2 separate regions of the Homo sapiens genome follow, and region 2 is linked to region 1. A link is a contact called in ENCODE Hi-C data. All regions are on one chromosome and are shown on one strand. Each heading gives the region's core, a stretch centred on a gene start or an enhancer-like site at or near the end of the contact. The rest is flanking DNA. Distances are from core to core; before and after follow the strand shown. Region 1 holds the start of ZCCHC24 (zinc finger CCHC-type containing 24). Region 2 has its middle 45 kb from the start of DLG5-AS1.

Evidence for each region. A loop is a pair of places that touch in the nucleus more often than their neighbours do.
Region 2: a loop to region 1 is called in a map of gastrocnemius medialis, with 7 times the contacts of the local background. The contact joins the enhancer-like site here to the promoter of ZCCHC24 in region 1. A Hi-C loop is called at or near these places in 1 of 168 maps with a recorded cell type or tissue (gastrocnemius medialis) and 1 of 37 single-sample maps with no recorded cell type.

The regions. Positions count from the first base shown.
Region 1 is chr10:79,444,142-79,447,433 of GRCh38, forward strand. ZCCHC24 (zinc finger CCHC-type containing 24) reads right to left here and starts at 1,483. Exons shown (of 4, transcript NM_153367.4): 1 at 1,054-1,483. The coding sequence starts at 1,299. It overlaps LOC105378383 (a long non-coding RNA gene), which reads left to right and starts at 2,100. Exons shown (of 4, transcript XR_946104.4): 1 at 2,100-3,292. RefSeq lists silencers at 1,336-1,395, 1,406-1,915.
Region 2 is chr10:77,969,959-77,972,990 of GRCh38, forward strand. No RefSeq gene overlaps it. Among named protein-coding and RNA genes, the nearest start is that of DLG5-AS1, 45 kb to the left of the region's middle. RefSeq lists enhancers at 1,150-1,660, 1,293-1,587. Within about 2 kb of position 1,458, at least 16 of the 41 ENCODE cell types and tissues checked have a DNase peak (open chromatin) inside an H3K27ac peak, as active enhancers do; they include gastrocnemius medialis, where a contact is called at or near this core.

The sequences.
Region 1 (3,292 bases), core at 233-2,732:
GTCCTCCCCCGAACACACCTCTTGCATCTTTGCAGAGAAAACCCCCACAAGGGGAGGAAGTGAAGGCCACAGATGGGTGTCTGAAATTCCCAAATGAGGCAGGAGTAAATGGAGGGAGGGGAGGAGTCCAGCCCACGGAAAGGAGTGGTATCTGGGCAGGCCCTGGAGACTCTTCAAAAAGGGCTGGGAGGTGGTGGCGATCTGTGTATTTATCTTGCTGGCAAAGAGGCGCTGCCCAGTCAACTTTGTAACTGAATCCACCAAACAGGCAGACTTTGCAACACAGCCGGCCCAGGTTTCTGCAGAAGGCGCTGGGCAGCTGGAACCTCTCCCCCCCCCTTTCTAGCCCCCCTCCCAAGAGCTCAAGAGGATTTCCCTTTCATTTCCTTCGAGGCTGGGAGGGCTGGGGACAGCGCAGTCTGTGGGGTCAAGCCCTCAGAAACCACTTCCTATGTGGCTGGGGGAGGGCGAGCAGCTGGAGGACGTATCTGGGGTCCCCGAGTGAGAACAGCAGGAGAAGCCCTCTGGGCAGTCACTGCTCTCCAGGGTGCCTTTCGGGTCGGGAACCGCAGAGGTCGGAGAAAAGATTTTAGGCCCTTCCAGAGGAGCTCCGAGCAGAATCTGCACTCTCGGTCCCAGCCCGCGGTGGCCAGGACGAGGATAAGGTTGGGCGTGAGAAGGACACTTCGAAGGGGCTCCCCGCCCAGGCCGCACCCCAGCTGTCTGAAGAAAATCCGGAGACAACCCCTCCTCAACTCCCTCCCCCAACCCCTTTGGAGCAGGGCTGCCCTGGCAGGGAGAGGGGGCGGGAGAGCTCCGCCCCGGCCTGCATTGCTCCAGCCCGGGCTCAGCCGGGAGGTGACGCGCACCCGGCACCCCGGGGACTTCGGGCGGCGAGTTTGGCAGAGTTGAACGAAGCCAAGCCAAGCCGGGCCCGGCAATGCGGAGCCGGGCCGCGCCAGGCCAGGAAGAGCGGGTCAGACAGGGAACGGCCCGCCACGGTGGGGCGGTGGGGCGGTGGGGCGGTGGGCGGGGGCGCGCGGGGGCACCCACCTCTCCGCGCTGCAGCTGGAAGAAGCTGTTGAGATAGCTGGAGTGCAGGGGCGAGCCCAGCTGCTCGGGGCGGCCCTTGCCGAAGGCCAGCTCCGGGGGTGCGGCGCCGGCGGTCGGCTCGGGCCGGAAGGCATCGAAGGCGCTAGCCTGGTGCGTGTCCTGCAGCGACAGGTAGACCCAGTTGAGCAGCTGGGCGGGCTGGTACACCGAGGCGGCGCTCGTGTCGATGGCCGACAGCAGGCTCATTTTGTGGCGGCGGTGCCGGCCCCTCCCCGGCCGCCCGCTCGCGGCCCCCCTCCGCAGCGGAGGGGCGGGCACCGGGGAGCCTGTGCCCACTGCCCGCCTCCCGAGCCCCGACGGTGATCGCCCCGCGCCCTGCGCCCCGCGCGCTGCCCGCAGCCGCTGCCGCTGCCGCCGCCTCCCCCCGACTGCGGCCCCGGCGCGCGCAGGCGGTGGAAGGAGGCAGCGAAAGTTGGGCAGGAAACTTTTGGCCCCGCCCCTCCGCCCCGCCCACTGCGTCCCGCCCCGCCCGGCGATCCGCTATCTGCCTCGCGGCTGACCCCTCCAGCGGCGGCTCCGGGGGTGGGGTCCACGATGCCCCGCCGCCCACTCCCTGCCCCGCCTGGCACTGTCCTCGCCCTGCATTGGCTGTCTCGTTGAATATGAACCGTCAGGGGTGGGGAGAGAGGGGAGTGAGGCTCATCTGCATATGCAGCACGGCGCGGGCCCGCCCATGCGAGGCCCCGCCCAAGCCCCACCTCGTCCCAGCCCGGCCAACCCAGCTCCCCGAGCTGCCGGGAGCTCAGTGCAGCCCCGGCCTAATCAATTTCGTCTCCCTCTGTCGTCAGCGCTCTTGTCTCGTTCTTTCCAAATCCTCTGCAATTGTTTTTCACTCACTTTTCCTTTCCTATTTTCCCTCCTTTCTCATACTCCTTCTTTCTCTCTCTCTTAGACTAGTACTAGTCTCCTGTGTCCGTCGTCCTTGTATGTGGCGCCCTCCGTGTGTGTGTGTGTGTGTGTGTGTGTGTGTATGTCCTTCTCTTTCTCTCACTCTTCTTGTCTCCTTTCTTCTATTTCCGTCTGGTCTGATGTTTCTCCCTGTCTCTCCCGCTCCTCTCTCAGACGCGTGTACACAGACGCACACACTTCTAACTCCCTCCTCTCGCTATCACCATCGGACCCTCCCCCTCCTACTTAATTCCTTCCATCTGCAGAATCACTTTGCGGGCCGGCTGCGCCAAGGGGGGCCCGGGTTCCTGCCCCAGGAAAGACTCCCCGCCCCCTCCCCCCCCCCTTCTCCTATTTCTGCTCTGGGCCCGCCTCGCTTCTCGACCCTCTTCCTCCACCCCGGCTCCAGCCCTAGCCCGCCCCGGTGCCTTGGCGAGTCGCCAGGACACCAGCCTGGGCCGGGGGAGCTCGGGAAAGCGGCTGTCACCCATCTCGCTGGGACAACTCAGCTAGTCCAAGACTGCCTGGAGGGAGCCCCGCCCCCGCCTCCGCCTCCGCCTGACGCCCCAGGAAGCCCCGGGGCCTTCACCGTCTCTTTCTCCGGGTGGTCTTTGCTGCGCCAGCACCGGGGACCTAGCCCAGAGGAACTCACCGCCTGGCTGGGACCGAGTCACCTCTCCCACTTTCAGTCTGGCTCTGGAGCCATTCCGCCCAGCGTTGGAGTGCCAGCTTGGCCACCGTCCAGCGGAATGACCTCTGCATGACGCCTAACCTCTGCGAGCAAGCCTGTTTTCTCCTCTGTAAAATGGGAGCAGTCATCCTCCCGCCGCCGGGGACATTTGTGTGCTTCCCAGCTTGGGTTTGGTAAGCGGAAGATATTCCATAAAGGACAGCTCTTCCCCGCCACCCACTCCACGAGTTACTCACATCACCTGCAGGGCACCTAACCACATCTATGGTCGCTCGCACCACGAAGGCCTTCAGTGATGACCAAATGCCACCCTTTTTCACCAACCAAGAGGCCCTTGGATCTCAGATCTCCATCTTGTCTATCAATTTGCAGTTATTAATACAAACGACAGCATATGTATCAATCATGTCTTCATATTTTCATTCATCAAGAACACATCTATACAGTACCCTTTATATTTTTAAACAGTATTAAACCTATTTGTTTAAAGAGTAGGTACACGGTTCTTGCAAATGGCTCACCTGTAATCCCAGCACTTTGGGAGGCCAAGGCAGACAGACTGCTTGAGCCCAGGAGTTCCAGACAAGCCCTGGAAACATG
Region 2 (3,032 bases), core at 208-2,707, 1.5 Mb before region 1:
CTCCTTGGCAGATTCCAGCTTCCATGACTACCATCCTGCTTCTCTTTTCTGAGTGTGGACTATCCACCTTCATACAGGTCTCAGGGTTGGGGCCAGGCTAGCAGGAAATAGAAAATCATTTCTGGTTAGCCTAAGCCCCAGGAAGCATTTACTGGAAAGTTCTTGGAGAGTAAATGGAGGAGCTGAATGGCCAACCCCTAGGCTATGTGGCTACTGAGCATGTGAAACTCGCTATGTGCTAAGTGTAAAATAGACACTGGAATTGGAAAACTTAGTATGAAAATAAGAGTGTAAAATATCTCAGTCATTTTTATATTGATTACATGTTGAAATGACATTTTGGGTACGTTGGGTTAAATAAAATGCATTGTTAAAATTAATTTCTCATTTTTTCTCCCTAGGCTCAGGTGATCCTCCCACCTCAGCCTCCCAAGTAGCTGGGATTACAAGTGCGTGCCACCATGCCTGGATAATGTTTTGTATTCTTTGTAAAGACAGGGTTTTGACATGTTGCTCAGGATGGTCTCAAACTCCTGGATTCAAGCAGTACTCCTGCCTCAGCCTCCCAAAGTGCTGGGATTACAGACGTGAGCTACCATACCTGGCCAATACTAGATTTAAAATTACATATGGGCCAGGAGTGGTGGCTCACACCTGTAATCCCAGTACTTTGGGAGGCCGAGGTGGGTGGATCACGTGAGGTCAGGAGTTCAAGACCAGTCTGACCAATATGGTGAAACCCCATCTCTACTAAAAATATGAAAAAATTAGCTGGGCATAGTGGCGTGTGCCTGTACTGCCAGCTACTTGGGTGGCTGAGACAGGAAAATTGCTTGAACCCAGGAGGTGGAGGTTGCAGTGAGCCAAGACTGCGCCACTGCACTCTAGCCTGGGCAACAGATCAAGACTCCATCTCAAAAACAAAAACAAAAACAAATTACATATGACTTACATAATTACTGTCATCTATATTACTATATACTACAGTACTGCTGGACAGTGCTGTGACTAGATTAATTCCACAAGGAAAAGAGCCATAGGAATATTGCTCATCATTCTAAACCCAGGACCTGGTATTGGCGCCAGGATATAGTAGGGGGTCAAAAAAGTGTTATTTGTTGAATGAATGTTTGACAGTCACATTTTCCATCAGCCCTGAAACATTTTAAACAGCCTGCAAAGGGAATGTGATCTAATTTAAATGTCAGTTTATATATTTAAAACAAAACAAAACAAAAAAACCCCACCGTAACTCAAGCATGAAATTTGCAAGAAGGGGAAAGGAAAAGGGAGAATGAAGGGATCAGGGTCTCAGTCTCTTTTTTCTGAGGGATTAGGGGGATATTCTGACCTTTGTCAAGCCAAAAAAGAAAAAAAGAAAGGTCCTGCCCATCAGAGGCAGAGATACGATCATCCTCCACTTCCTGTGGCCCTCCCCCTCTTTCTTTGCTAACAGAGGCGTCTATTTTTAGCTAGGCACATGGCCACCCAGAGTCCAAACATTTTCCAGCCTCTCTGGAGCTGGGTTTGGCTACGTAAGTTCTGGCTCATGGGATGTAAACAGAAGTGTCAAGTAACTTTTGGGAACTTTCCTTAAAGGGAAGTGCTATGTCTCTTTCCCCTTCTCCTGGCTGGAATGCCTAGAACCTCAGCAGCCACATTGAACCATGAGGAATGGTGGAGGGGTGGTGTAGCAGAAGGCTGGGAGGGGCCTGGGTCCCTCCCCGACAACTTGGTGAACTGTCGTATCAGCCTTGGAATGCCTACTGTGGACTTTTCATGTCAGAAAAGAAAATCCTATGTATTTCAGGCTTGTTGACTTGCATTTTTTGGTCACCTTGTCCTAACTGGTGACTGGTGCCTACCAGCCTTACGTTGCTATCACTGGAAGGGACCACTCAACTACCTTGAGAACACTCAAGTACCTTCCCGGACAGGGTCTGCTCCAAGATGACTGGATTTCTTTACCATCAGCTGTTGATTTATTTTTTTGAGACAGGGTCTCACTGTGTTGCCCAGGCCGGAATGCAGTGGATCTTGGCTCACTGCAGCCTCCACCTCCTGGGCTCAATTGATCCTCCCACCTCAGCTGGGACCACAGATGTGAGCCATGATGCCCAGTTAATTTTTTTGTATTTTTTGTAGAGATGGGGTTTTGCCATGTTGCCCAGGCTGCTAGGTATTGATTAAAAAAAAAAACAAAAACTGGCAAGACCTTCAGAAGGTACAAAATTAGAAAGGTACAATAGAACAGAGTGAAGCCTGGGCAACATGGTGAAACCCCATCTCTACCAAAAAAAAAAAAAAAAAAAAAGAAAGAAAAATTAGCTGGGCAATGTGCCTGTAGTCCTACTCGCTCTGGAGGCTGAGATGGGAAGGACTGCTTGAGCCTGGGAGGTGAAGAGGTTGCAGCGACCCGAGATCATCACGCCACTCTACTCCAGCCTGGGCGACAGAGCATGAACCTGTCTGGGAAAACAAACAAACAAAAAACATAGGGTCACTTCCTACCTCTGTCCTTGTCATACCCATTTTCTGTTCCATTCTTCTTCTTCTTCTTTTTTTTTTTTTTTTAACAGGGTCTCACTCTGTTACCCATACTGAAGTACAGTGGCGTGATCTTGGCTCATCACAACCTCTGCCTCCCAGGATCAAGTGATTCTCCTGCCTCAGCCTCCTGAGTAGCTGGGATTACAGGTGTGTACCACTAGTACCCGGCTAATTTTTGTATTTTTAGTAGAGACGGGGTTTCACCATGTTGGCCAGGCTGGTCTTAAACTCCTGACCTCAAATGATCCACCAGCCTCAGCCTCCCAAAGTGTTGGGATTATAGGCATGAGCCACTGTGCCCGGCCCTAATATATTCTTTTAAAGAGAGAGAAAAATGTTAAGTTCTCCCTTATGGGATACCTTCTTACATAATCTAAATACATAGCTGTTGTCAACATCCATACCTCTACAAAAAAACCTGCCTGTCTGAATTATTCTGGTCTTACTACCTGTGACTCTAAAATGAGATCACGCTTACCTTA